Regions from separate parts of the Homo sapiens genome. Here region 1 is linked to region 2. A link is a contact called in ENCODE Hi-C or POLR2A ChIA-PET data. All regions are on one chromosome and are shown on one strand. Each heading gives the region's core, a stretch centred on a gene start or an enhancer-like site at or near the end of the contact. The rest is flanking DNA. Distances are from core to core; before and after follow the strand shown.

Region 1 (6,950 bases), core at 4,333-6,832, 430 kb before region 2:
ATCGCACCACTGCGCTCCAGCCTGGGCGATGAGCGAAACTCTGTCTCAAAAAATTAAAAAAAAAAAAAAAAGCTATTATACTAAACACATGGCCCAAAATAAGATTTCACCCACCCAACCCAGCCTCTTAAGAAAGCAGCCTCTCACTACCCTTGAGCATCTGTCCAGGTCACACTGATAACTTTTCAAATTGCTGCGGTCCCACTTACCCTTATAACAGATAGCTATGAAAGGCCTCTTTATGTCTCAGGCTTCATGCTGGGTGTGAGGTGCCAAGCTGATAGCACCTGCCTTGTCTCTCTGCCTGGAGGCAGAGGGCAGACCCAGCATGTAGTCATGCAAATTAAAAACACTGGATAGAGAAACAGCATTATGGAGTGTGAATTGGCATTTTATTACAGTTTCTTCATCTGCACTGTGATGATCACTGTGTTCTGTTGCTTTTTTTCTTTTTCTTTTCTTTTTTTTTTTTTTATGTGACAGTGTGTCGCTCTGTCACCCAGCCTAGAGTGCAGTGGCACAATCTCAGCTCCCTGCAACCTCTACCTCCCAGGCTCAAGTGATTCTCATGCCCCAGCCTCCCAAGTAGCTGGAATTAACAGGTGTGCACCACCGTGCCCAGCTAATTTTTGTATTTTTAGTAGAGACGGGGTTTCACCATGTTGGCCAGGCTGGTCTCAAACTCCTGACCTCAAGTGATCCACCCGCCTCAGCCTCCCAAAATGCTGGGATTACAGGCATGAGCCACTGTGCCCAGCCCATTCTGTTGCCTTTTACAGCCTACTTGGCACCTCTGTAACAATGAGCATATCCGGTGCTCAGATCTTGGTTTCTAAATAGTATTCTCCAATAAAAGGAACCAGGGCTCCATGGAGAAATGGTTGATTCTAGGGAGGCCTGTACAGGATGAGCCTGGGGCACCTTGTTACACCAGAAAGTAAGGACACGCCAAGAAAGAAGAAGAAAAGACAAGACATGGGGCCTGTCCGAATGACACAGGAGCCAACCTGAAAGAGCTCCGAGTGGCCAAAGCTGGAATGATTTGAATAGAATAAATGGTATTGGATTATAACCCAACGAATAAACATCCACGGTTCTGTAATGATTAGACTACCGAATAAATAAAAAATGGGGAAAAAGGCTGAACCTTCCTTACAGAATTCCAGTTACTATTAATAAAAATAGAAGAGGCTGGGCACGGTGGCTCATGCCTGTAATCCTAGCATTTTGGGAGGCCAAGGCAGGAGGATTGCTTGAGCCCAGGAGTTCAAGACCAGCCTAGGCAACAAAGCGATACCCTGTCCCTAAAAAATAAATTTTTGTTTTGTTTGAGATGGAGTCTCGCTCTGTCACCCAGGCTGGAGTGCAGTGGCATGATCTCAGCTCACTGCAACCTCTGTCTCCTGGGGTCAAGCGATTCTCCTGCCTCAGCCTCCCAAGTAGCTGGGATTACAGTGGCACGCTACCATGCCTGGCTAATTTTTGTATTTTTAGTAAAGATGGGGTTTCACCATGTTGGCCAGGCTGGTCTCGAACTCCTGACCTCGTGATCCACCCACCTCGGCCTCTCAAAGTGCTGGGATTATGGGCGTGAGCCACCATGCCTGGCCAACATTTTTTAAAAAGTAGAAAGAATTGAGGGAAATAGAAAATTCCTATGACAACCACAGTAACTACTGCAGGCAGAATTCACTCGTGGATGCCAAAGTGAAGGGGCAAAATCTTAAAAGACATGATCTCTGCATAACTTCAAAGTATCTTCCCCAAAATATCAATCGCTGTGGTGGCTGTAATTCTCATTCACAAATTTCCTTCAGGAGGTAGCATTTAATTCCTTGGCTCTGAGTGTGGGCTGTCCTTAGTGACTTGCTTCTAAAGAATAGAGAAAGGGACTGGGCATAGTGGCTCACGCCTGTAATCCTAGCACTTTAGGAGGCCGAGGCAGAAGGATTGCTTGACCCAGGAGTTCAAGACCAGCCTGGGCTACATAGTGAGACTCCCAGTCTCTACAAAAAATAATCAATTAGCTGAGCATGGTGTTGTACATCTGTAATCCCAGCCACCAGGGAGGCTGAGGTGGGAGGATCCCTTGAGCCTGGGAGATCAAGGTTGCAGCTGAGCTATGATCTCACCATTGCACTCCAGACTGGGCAACAAAGTGAGACCCTGTCTCAAAAAAAATAGAAAAAGGGAAAAACGGTAACTCAAACCAAGGGATCAAGGTTAGCTTCACCAGTAATAAGAGATACTGTTATCACATACCACTTACGTGATGCAGAAAGAGCACATCCAGGCCGGACACGGTGGCTCACGCCTGTAATCCCAGCACTTTGGGAGGCCGAGGCGGGCGGATCACGATGTCAGGAGATCAAGACCATCCTGGCCAACGTGGTGAAACCCTGTCTCTACTAAAAATACAAAAAATTAGCCGGGCGTGGTGGTGGGCACCTGTAGTCTCAGCTGCTCAGGAGGCTGAGGCAGGAGAATGGCGTGAACCCAGGAGGCGGAGGTTGCAGTGAGCCAAGATCGCGCCACCACACTCCAGCCTGGGCAACAGAACGAGATTCAATCTCAAAAAAAAGAGAAAGAAAAAAGAAAGGGCACATCCACTCTATGGAGTTCTCCCTCAAATCCTGTAACCCTAGTCTTATCATGGACAAGCATCAGACAAACCTAAATTAGGGGACATTCAACAAAATAACTGTTCTTCAAAAGTGTCAAAGTCACAAAAGACATTGACAGACTGAGGAGTCACCACATATTGGACAGGAGTAGGAGACACAGATTAAATGCCACCTGGTGTCCTGGGTTGGATGCTGGAACAGAAGCGGGGCATGTGTGGGAGACCTGGGAAATCCAGACGAAGTCTGAAGTTTAGGTAATAGGATTATATCAATATCTGACTCAGTTTTGACACATCAGCCTGGTTACTGCAGATGTTAAAATCCAGGGAAGCTAGGTGAAGGGTATATGGGAGCTCTGTGCTGTCTTTGCCACTCTCTGTAAGTCTAAAATCATTTCAAAAGAAAATGATTGAAAGTTGCTAGGATTCTCTCTCTGTTGCTGCACCTTATCCATGGAAACCTTCTCGTTTCAGGGATGATGCAGTGTGTGATTGCAGTCGCGGACAAAGTATTCGATGCCTTCCTGAACATGATGGCGGATAAAGTAAGCCTCTCCAGCATGAATGCGTGTCTGTCTGCTGGAGGCATCTGGGGCACTGCGGTACCTGTTTCTTTTGCATCTCTAGGCCAAGACCAAGGAGAACGAGGAGGAGCTGGAGCGGCACGCTCAGTTCCTGTTGGTGAACTTCAACCACATCCACAAGAGGATAAGGAGGGTGGCAGACAAGTATCTATCTGGTCTGGTGGATAAGTAAGCTCATTTTCCTGCTAATGTTTTGTGTGTATGTATATAAACTTCTGTGATTTCAAATGCTGGGAAAAATCATCCTTATATTATTAATCTAGGAAAAAATGGAGTCAGAATGAAAACTCCTAAGGGTGATGCAGCCTCCCTCCAATGTCTGTGAGTTTCCTGCAGAGTCTGAATTTTGGTGCAGAAACTTCTGTTCATTCTGAGCTATCGATGTTACTTACAGCACATTTGCTGGGTGCCACATCCCTGTGTCTCTCAGTCCCACCCACTCTGGCATGACCTGGTGCACCATCTTCTAGCCCAGGGCCCAGCCAGAGGTCCCCTGGTAGGATCAGTATCTTTGGGCTTCTCAGGAACAAAAGCCCACACAGACCCTTCTGTGCTGTATACTCTTTGTTCTGGGAGCCAAAACAGACCCTGTTGGGACATGTCCCCACACTGATGAGAACTCTCACAGGTGGGCTGGACCAGCTTCTCCAAGGTGAGAAGGCCAGAGGCAGCAAAACACCCACATGGAGGCTGCCTGCAGCTCCCCAGAGGTATCCAGTGGTTCTGGAGCCTGTTGCAGATACTGTGTGCCTGGTCCAGGCAGCAGCGCCACCACAGGTGGTCAGGAGCCAGCCAGGGGTCACGAGAACGAGTCCAGCACACACGTGGCGTGTGTCTGAGCTGGGCTTCCTGAGCAGTGGGCCACTGGTGGGTCACAGCTGTGCAGAGACACCTCTCCTTCAGCCCTGGGGCCATCGGAGCCCATGGCCTGTCTTACCCCAGGGTGTCAGGTAGATACTGTTGTTTTCTCCATTATGTGAGAAATAATGGAGAACCCTGGTCAGAAACTAAGAGGATTGCTTTGGAAAGTGAGGGGTGTCCTGGCCAGTGCATAACCAAGGCAGTTGGTGTCAGGTTTGTCTGGCCCTAAGAAGTGGGGCTGGCAGGGGCCTGGGGAGCCTTTCTGACCAGGCGTTGCTCACCTTACTGCAATGAGCCTGAGGAGGCCAGGCATCCTGCTGCAAGGGCCTCCCGACCTCCTCCTTCAGCTGGCCTGAAGCAGATATGGGCTCGGGCTGGCAGCTGAGGGGGCTCCTAGAAGCAGACCTTCCTTGGAGGTTTGGCTCTTGGTCCTGAGAGCTGGCTCTTGGTGCAGGTTTCCCCACTTGCTCTGGAGCGGGACTGTGCTGAAGACCATGCTGGACATCCTGCAGACCCTGTCACTGTCACTGAGCGCTGTGAGTGTCCCCAGGAGACCTAGGGCCCAAACACCACCCGCTCTACCACCACCCCGCCGGCCCTGTCCGCCCTGTGTTGTGGCATGCTTCTCTGACAATAAGCCTGAACATAATTAATGCTACAGGTGTCGAGTTGGGGGTGAGGGGGCCCAAATCCACCTGGTGTTTTGCAATAAGTTGCATCAAGTATGGAGGCCTGTCACAGACAGACAGGTGGTGGGTAGGGGTGGCCCATGTGGTTGCTAGTGGCAACTTGGGGAAGGCAGTTTGGAAGAGGGAGTCTTGCTGTGCTTGCAGGATATTCACAAGGATCAGCCTTACTATGACATCCCCGACGCCCCCTACCGGATCACGGTTCCTGACACGTACGAAGCCCGTGAGGTAGGCCCGACACGATCCCCTGCACTAAGGGCCATCTTTACCACAATTCCCTGAGTATTTCCACGAGATGGTCAACCTGCATGAGCTCACCCAGTCCCCAGCAATTTGAGGTGTGGGTGGTGCTGGCCCCATCCCCCAGTGAGGAGACCAAGCCATTGCCAGGCTCCACCGAGTGCAAGGGGAGCTGGCTGCCCCCAGGTCGCTCTGTCTTCCAAGCCCAGCTCCCCCACCTCAGCCATGTTGACTCAGCTGTGTTCTCGGTTTAGCTGCCAAAGAGGTCTTCAGCTACCAGCCAGTTTATAGCCTCTCGAGTCTGCGTCGCACAAGCATGATTTTCAGGTGGACTTCACTTCTCTGAGGTGCACTGACATTTTGTTATTGTGGTAATAGGGGATCATGCCTTTGACTTGTGCTATCCAATGGGGAAACTGGCAGAATAAATCACTCCAAAAGAGGAGGATGTACTGGGTCTCTCCTCTCCCCAACTCGGTCTCAGAGCCCTCACTGTGGCAAGACTGCAACTCAGCTCACAGCTCCTTCAGCCTGGGCTGAGTCATGTCCTACCTCTGGACCTCTGCCAGACCAGCTGTCAATGGGGAGTTTCCCACAGAGTGGTGTGGCACCGAAGAGGATTTTGCCACGCAGAGCCTGCCCTTCCATCCAGTCCCAGACCCAGGACACAAGTTGCACAGTGTCCCTGTGACATGTTATTCTTGTAGATTCTGCCACAAACCTTGTGCAGGAATTACATACAGATCATAGTGTGTGTGGGCTTCCTGGCCCCAGGGGCCTTGAGGTTCAAACTTAGTGGCTGTGCTAGTCTCTTGGGCTTCTGTAGCAAAAGACAATAGACTGGGCAGCTTGAAAGGTCTTGACAGACATTGATTGTCTTACAGTTCTGAGGGCCGAAGTGTAAAATCAAAGTGTTGGCAGAGCTGGTTTCTGTGGAGACCTCTCTCCTTGGCTTGTGAATGGCAGCCTTCTCCCTGTGTCTTTACGTGTTCTTCCCTCTGTGCACACCCTCCTCCCTGCCCCAGTATTTCTGTGTGTCCAGATTTCCTCTGCACACACGTAAGGAAGGATACTGGCCAGATTGGATCAGGACCTACCCTATCAGCCTTTTAATTGAATCACCTCTTTAAAGCCCTATCTCCAAATGAGTTCCACTCTGAGGTACTGGTACCAGTTAAGGCGCAGCATAGGGATTTGGGGAGACATAGTTCAGCCCATGACAGTCACTACGGCAGCTCAGATGAACTGACCTCGGGTTGTTGAGAAGCAGCTTCACCCTCTTCCAGAGCATTGTGAAGGACTTCGCTGCACGCTGTGGGATGATCCTCCAGGAGGCCATGAAGTGGGCACCTACCGTCACCAAGTCCCACCTGCAGGTACTTGAAACCATCAAAAGGCAATTGCCATAAGCTCCTTCAAACTCCCAAAAAAGCTTTACAGAGACATGAAGAACTCAAAATCCAAATAGCACTAGTGTGAATGGAGACTGGAAGCATCAGTCTAGGGCCTGAGAATAATAGATGCCTCAGAGGCTGCTCTGTGTGTTAGGAGCGCCTGTGGGGCCAGTGCTGGCCAGGGCACAAGGAGGGCATCTGACGGCTCACACCAGGTGAGGTGCCAGGTCTGTGGCAAGACTTGGGGGCTGCTCACGAGAGGAAGGGCTTGTGTGGTGGATGTGGGAGGCTGCCAGATGGCAGCATCTCTAAGTGCCAAGTGCATTGCTGGCACCTGTGCCCAAAGGCAGGGGCCTGACCAAGGCTGGTGGAGCAGAGGCAGAGTTGGGGACTTGTGTCCCATTAAAGCTCCACATAAGCTGCACATGTAGGTGCATGGGAGTCTTTCAGACAAAAACACTGGTTTGGAAACTCAGATGGCCACGAAGTAAACCATGTAATGCCACAGGGTGTGAGAGGAAAGAATTGCCTTAAAAGGAATCAAAGATGAGAAAAATAC
Region 2 (6,369 bases), core at 3,870-6,369:
GTCTGACAATTCAAAATAATTGATTTAAGACAGCTCAGTGAAATTTACTAGAATGTATATATCAACTCAATAATATCAAGAAAATAGTAGATGAACAAAACTAAAAGTTCAATAAAGATACAGAAATAATAAGAACCAAACAGAAATTCTAGAACTGAAGAATACAATGAATAAAATGAAAATGCAAGCTGGGTGCCGTGGCGGACTCCTGTAATCCCAGCACTTTGGGAGGCCGAGGCAGGCGGATCACTTGAGGTCAAGAGTTCAAGACCAGCCTGGCCAACATGCCAAAACCCCATCTGTATTAAAAATACAAAAATTAGCCAGGCATGGTGGCATATGCCTGTAATCCTAGCTACTAGGGAGGCTGAGGCAGGAGAATCGCTTGAACCGGGAGGTGGAAGTTGGAGTGAGCCAAGATGGCACCACTGCATTCAAGCCTGGGTGACACAGACTCTGTCTCAAAAATATATAAAAATAAATAAATGAATGAAATGAAAATGCAATAGAGAATTTCAATTGCAGACTTGATCAAACAGAAGAAACAGAAGAAAGAATCTGTGAAATTAAAGCCAGGACATTTGAACCCGGAAGGCAGAGGTTGCAGCGAGCCGAGATTGCACCACTGCACTCCAGCCTGGGCAACAGAGCGAGCCTCCATCTCAAAAAAAAAAAAAAAAAAAAAAAAGACAGAGGTTGCTCTCTGAATGCCTGAGGGATTCAGGGCTGAGTCCACCAACATTGTTTCATGAAACTCTACTCAGCCAGCCAGTGGAGGCATCATGTATACAGTCAGCACTCCACATATCCTCACTTCCTGAGCATCTACAGTGCAAACCGACACACTCATCACACTCAAACAGCACATGCCGCACGTCAACCCGAGCCTCCCTCACAGGTTGCTTTCATCTCTTTTTCTCTCTTCACTGCAAGTTTTTTGCCCAAATGCAATTAGACACTTTTTTTTACAGAGACAGAAACCAAAGAGTTTTAACTAGGCACCACTACAGCAGTGGCTGTTGACCATCGTCTCCTGGCTGGAACCAGGGAATCCTGTGGGTGAGGGAGGAGCAATGCAGCAGCCCCAGCTGACTCACTCTGGGGTGGATGGATGGATTTACTCACTTACTTACTTATTTATTATTTGATTCTTGTTCTGTTGCCCAGGCTGCAGTACAGTGGTGTGATCTCAGCTCACTGCAGCCTGGACCTCCTGGGCTCAAGTGATCCCACCTCAGTCTCCCAAGTGGCAAGTAGCTGGGACTTCAGGCACATGCCACTATGCCAGCGAATTTTTTAAACTTTTTGTAGAGACAGGCTCTCACCCTGTTGCCCAGGCTGGTCTTGAACTCCTGGCCTCAAGCCATCTGCCCATCTTGGCCTCCCAAAGTGCTGGGATTACAGGTGTGAGTCACCACACTCAGCCCACTCAGTTTTGAGTGGCCATTTGCTTTGACTCAGCAAACACTTCTGATGGTAACAAAGCACCAACTGGGTGGCTGGTTTCAATCCTACTCTTGCCACCCAACACCGCAACATTTTATCAACCTGGAGCAAATGCTCTCGGGTCCTGAGGAGCTGGCCACACAGCCCATTTTGCTGGTGGGACAGTGGGAAGCCCCGCCCTCCTCCCATCCCACACCACTTAGGCAAGAGCTGTGCCTAGGAAATGTCACCCGTAACTGGTCCGCACAGACCCTGTCTTCTAAAAGGGTGCTGTGCCTCCACCAGACCCCATGAGCAATACATTTGTCAAGCACACGCAAGACATGCCAAGGCCAAGGCCTGACTGATTTGACAGTAAAGACACAATGAGCCCCTCTCATTCAGACCTTATTACTCACAGAGTGAAAATAAGAGAAGCCTGAGGTGGCAGCTCCCTGCTGTCCTGGTGCCACACACTAAAAAGGACAACACTGAAACAAAAGGGGTCAGAGAGCATGCGTTGCGGGACACCCACTGTGGAGGAGCCCCTTGACACTGCAGCTGGGTGGCGTCCTCATCTGCAGCTCTGTTTTGAGGGCCGGGGGCAGGGAGCCTCACCCTCACCAGGGCCAGTGAGGCAGGAAGTGAGGAACAGTCTCGGGAGACAGACGGAGTGAGCGGTGGCCTGGGTGCAGCCTGATGTTCTGGGAGGAGCAGGCTTAGGTCAGGTGCTGTGTGCACCTCTGCATGGCCTATGGGGATCCTGCAATGGCTCAGGGCCCCACAGCAGAGCTGTTTCTCCGCCCACACAACAGACATACAACCTGACACATGAAAACTCACAGAGAAACACAGAAAGGCACATGTGACAAAGAGCCACACAAAAGGCATGCAGCAAAGCCTTTTGACACACGTGCGCGCACACACACACACACACACACACACACACACACAGGCACCCACTCCTTCAAACCTTGGTGTTTGCCCAGACACAGCTGTGTCAGAGACAGGGGACCTGCAGCTCCCCAACACACACCAGTCACCCCACACTAACCCAAGGTGTCACCAGCCAGCCTGGTGGACTCGGGAGGCCAAGTGGAGGTGGACAGTGGCCGCAGAGCAAAGGCCTTCGGTGGATACCACCCGACGGGAAGAGCCATGGGGCCCATCGTGTCCACACACACAGGGGAAACGCACGTCTGCGAACCAGCTCCCCCATTCCTACACATATATCACCCATCCCTGGGGCTCTGGAGGATGAGACCCCTCCTTCCAGACCAGGCCCTCCCTGAAGACCCAGAGGTGGCCCAGGAGTCCCCATGCCTGAGTGACATACTGCTCATGTCCATGAAAAAGAAAAGGAACTTTGTGTGTGTGTGTGTGTGTGTGTGTGTGTGCGCGCGCGCACAATGGAAGTTTATATATATATGTATAAAGTATATATATATATTCATATATATATTCTTTTAAGTTCTGGGGTACATGTGCAGAACGTGCAGGTTTGTTACATAGGTATACACGTGCCATGGTGGTTTGCTGTGCCCATGAACCTATCATCTACATTACGTATTTCTCCTAATGCGAAAGGAACTTTTTTATCTGAGGAATGTGAGCTCCCTTTAATTATCTGGCCCAGAGAGGCACTGGAATGAAACAGCAGTCACATCCCACTCCTACTTGAGCTAACGACCTCTTGAAGCCAATTGCTCTGTGGGTTCCAGACTGACACCAAGTAGGCATAAAAAGCCATACGCTGGACACCATAACTCTTACCCAGTAGTCCAACACCTTATAGCCAGTCACTAAGGGTTCTCTCTGGAAAGCAGTCAGAATTCCTGCTGACTTCATATCAGCCCACTCCTTGTCCCCTTCAGTCTTTAAAAACTTGCTTGTAATAAGGCTGAATGAAGCACTCCCAGGGCAACTTGGTGTGTCCTGGGCAGCTCTCTCAGCCTTGGCCCAGACAAACTCTCTATATGAACTGTGGTTCAGTTTGTTTCTTTAGGTTGACATCCACATTAGGGGAGCAGTGTTGCTGGGCTGGGGAAGCTGGTTCAGGTCAGACGTTGCACCAAGGGTTGGAGAAGGGGCCTTCCTGCATCAGCACCCGGACAAGGCAGAGGAGCAGGTGTCCAAACCCAGGCCTGGCCTGCTCCTGCTGTGGCTCACAGCCCCCACCCCACCTGGCAGACCCCGGAGCTGGCGACAGTGTTGCCCAGCTGGCCACAGACATATCATCACGTGGGGCTGCCCTATATCCTCCCAGTCTCCACACAGACACTCTTCATGGACTGGGGGACTGAGGGCAGGGACACTGGTGAAACAGGCAGGCGTCTTCACCCAGCTAATCATCCCACTCACCACCTCCGGGGGAGGTGACAGTGACCAAGCCCAGCCCCAGCTGGCTCCTGGTCACTCACTACAGACTCAGCTCCCACAATCTCGAGTCCCACCTCCAGCTCCTGCCATTCTGAGGGACCTGGAGGCCAGGGTGCCCGGCGCATGACCAGCTCTGGGTTGTGGACCGCCCTCCACGGCAGTGGCCTGAGCGCTTGTCATTATTCACTTTATTCATGCCTGGTTTCTGTCTGGAAGGGACCACAAGGACATGGCGTGCAGGGGAGCCAATCCTGCCAGGGACTGAGGAAACAGATCCTGGAGAAAACCAGACACTTTGCTGGCACTTCAGGGGGACCCCAGTTGGTTGGCTCAACGCCCCCTCTTCCCCATAGCCAATTACTAACCAATGTTCTCTCTGGAAACCAGTCATAATTCCTAACCTGGTCAAAGCAGGGTCATCTCACACAGCCCAGCCACCCAGCAGGCAGCTAAAGAGTGCCTGATGAAATGCAAGTCTGATCGTGTCTGCGTCCCCAAGCCCTTCCGTGCCCCCTGCTGCTCTATGGACAAGCCCCCAGCAGCCTCTGTAATGCACAGCACCCGCCCTTGTCTCCTGTGCTGGCTTCCGCAGCCTGGCCACACTGGTCCTCTCGCCCACCCACCTGACCTGACTCTGGCAGGGCCTTTGCAGGAGCCATTCCTCCACCCGAGCCCCTCCTATTAAAGCCTGTTCCTAGACGGTTCAGCCCCAGCCACCAGAAGCCCCCCAGCCCCGGCCCAGCAGCTGGCCTGTGGAGCGGGGAGAGCGCAGTCTGGGCTCACGGGCTGGGGGCCACGGAGGCCCAGATGGGGACTCTGGCTCCGACTGTCCTGACCCAGAGGCTCTAGGGCGGTCCTGTCTGTCTCACCCCGGGGGCGGGGAGGACGCAGACAGACCCCAGCGCCACTGCTCGGCCGCGGATGGTGCCTTAGACCCAGGTCCTGTGGGCTCTGGCCCGAGACCCCTGCCTCTGGGGAGGCCGGTGACCGGGACAGTCCACCTCGCAGGCGCGCCGGCGCGGAGCCCGGACCTCGGCCCGCAATGACTCAGCAAGGGCCGGTGGGATTCTCCGTGGTCCTGCGATATCCAGACGGCGGAGTCTCGCCTTTAATGTCGCGCGGGGAGCAGGCAGGTGCGAGCCTGGGCTGAGCAAAACCCTCCTTGGAGTCTCCGCAGAGGAGCGGGGCGCGCCTCCTGAATAAGCAGGCGGCGGGGCGCGGGGCAGGGCGGGGCAGGCGGCCAGGCCCTCTCGGGACTGTCGTAAAAGGGGGCGGAGCGCGCCGCGCGTGGGACAATCGTAAAAGGGGCGGGACGCGCCGCGCTCGGGATGTCGTGAAGCTGGGGGAGCTCGTCGCCGCCGCCGGCGGCTAGCGGGCGTCCGCGCCATGGAGCGCTACGCGGCCGCCTTGGAGGAGGTGGCGGACGGTGCCCGGCAGCAGGAGCGACACTACCAGTTGCTGTCGGCGCTACAGAGCCTGGTGAAGGAGTTGCCCAGGTACGCAGGCGGGGCGGGCGGAGGCCTGCGGAGGCGGCTTCGTTTCCCGCCGGGGCTCACCGCGCCCCCCTACCCGCAGCTCTTTCCAGCAGCGCCTGTCCTACACCACGCTCAGCGACCTGGCCCTGGCGCTTCTCGACGGCACCGTGTTCGAAATCGTGCAGGGGCTACTGGAGATCCAGCACCTCACCGAAAAGAGCCTGTACAACCAGCGCCTGCGCCTACAGAACGAGCACCGAGGTGCGCGGGGGCAGCGGGATGAGGTGCCGCCTCCTCCGGGTCGGCGCCTCCGGGCAGCTCTTGGTATCTGTGCAGATCAGCTCCTTCCTTGGAAGTGTTCGGAAGAGGTCTCTAAGATTGACAAAATCAACGGGCGCAGAGACTGAGACAGCGCCTTTTTGGTGATCAGTGGGTCCAACCAGTTTTGTTTTCAGTTGCGCAGCACCCACCTTCTTAGCAGAAACTCCCTGTTCGGGCTTCCCTGTGCCCCACGCGCTTCCAGACAGGATGGCCCTAGGCCTCGGTGCCTGATTGGCCTGCAGGCAGACTCTGGTGGTGGCGCTGACTGCAGCAGCATTGCCCCTCAGTAGTTGGAAGTCTGTTGACAGTTGTGCAGCAAGCGTCTTTCAGGGTCAGTTCCCTCTCAGGCCTCGCAGGGCCTCATTCCAGTTGCACATCAAATTCCTAAGCACTGTCTCCTGTGGCGCCCTCCCAAACCCGAAGAGCTTCCCACTTGAGCCAGGCCTGCTTGGTGGGCTTGGGAGCCCTTTCCTGCAAATTATATAGGGCAGGTCCCCCTGCACCATCAGTTTCCACCTTTGTTATTTTTCCCAAACTTCTTATTTTAGAAGTTAAAACATTTAGAAAAGCTGAAAAGATAGTATAGTGCATACGCTTGTGCTCTTCACTAAAGTTCAATAGTTAACGTTTTGCTCTAGTTCTTGACATCCCAAAATATATACATGTGACAGCATAGCATTCACCAAGAGTCTTCAGCATTCCTGGAGACCAGGATTTTCAACCCAGCCATGCTGACATTTGTGGCTGGGTAAGTCTTTTTGGTGAGATG

Evidence for each region. A loop is a pair of places that touch in the nucleus more often than their neighbours do. ChIA-PET counts read pairs that join two places held with the same protein, here RNA polymerase II (POLR2A). Pooled maps may share reads with other maps.
Region 1: a loop to region 2 is called in a map with no recorded cell type, with 9 times the contacts of the local background. The contact joins the enhancer-like site here to the promoter of DGCR6L in region 2. A Hi-C loop is called at or near these places in 1 of 37 single-sample maps with no recorded cell type and 4 of 50 pooled maps. POLR2A ChIA-PET finds 5 or more read pairs at or near these places in 1 of 52 experiments (OCI-LY7).

Annotation. Positions count from the first base shown.
Region 1 is chr22:20,749,328-20,756,277 of GRCh38, reverse strand. PI4KA (phosphatidylinositol 4-kinase alpha) reads left to right here. Exons shown (of 55, transcript NM_058004.4): 24 at 3,098-3,168; 25 at 3,251-3,375; 26 at 4,523-4,604; 27 at 4,902-4,985; 28 at 6,284-6,373. Among named protein-coding and RNA genes, the nearest start is that of SERPIND1, 21 kb to the left of the region's middle. RefSeq lists enhancers at 4,014-4,811, 5,833-5,952. Within about 2 kb of position 5,582, at least 11 of the 41 ENCODE cell types and tissues checked have a DNase peak (open chromatin) inside an H3K27ac peak, as active enhancers do.
Region 2 is chr22:20,318,810-20,325,178 of GRCh38, reverse strand. DGCR6L (DiGeorge syndrome critical region gene 6 like) reads left to right here and starts at 5,119. Exons shown (of 5, transcript NM_033257.4): 1 at 5,119-5,300; 2 at 5,380-5,540. The coding sequence starts at 5,191. RefSeq lists silencers at 4,713-4,762, 4,953-5,082, 5,213-5,442, 5,479-5,773 and an enhancer at 4,046-4,833.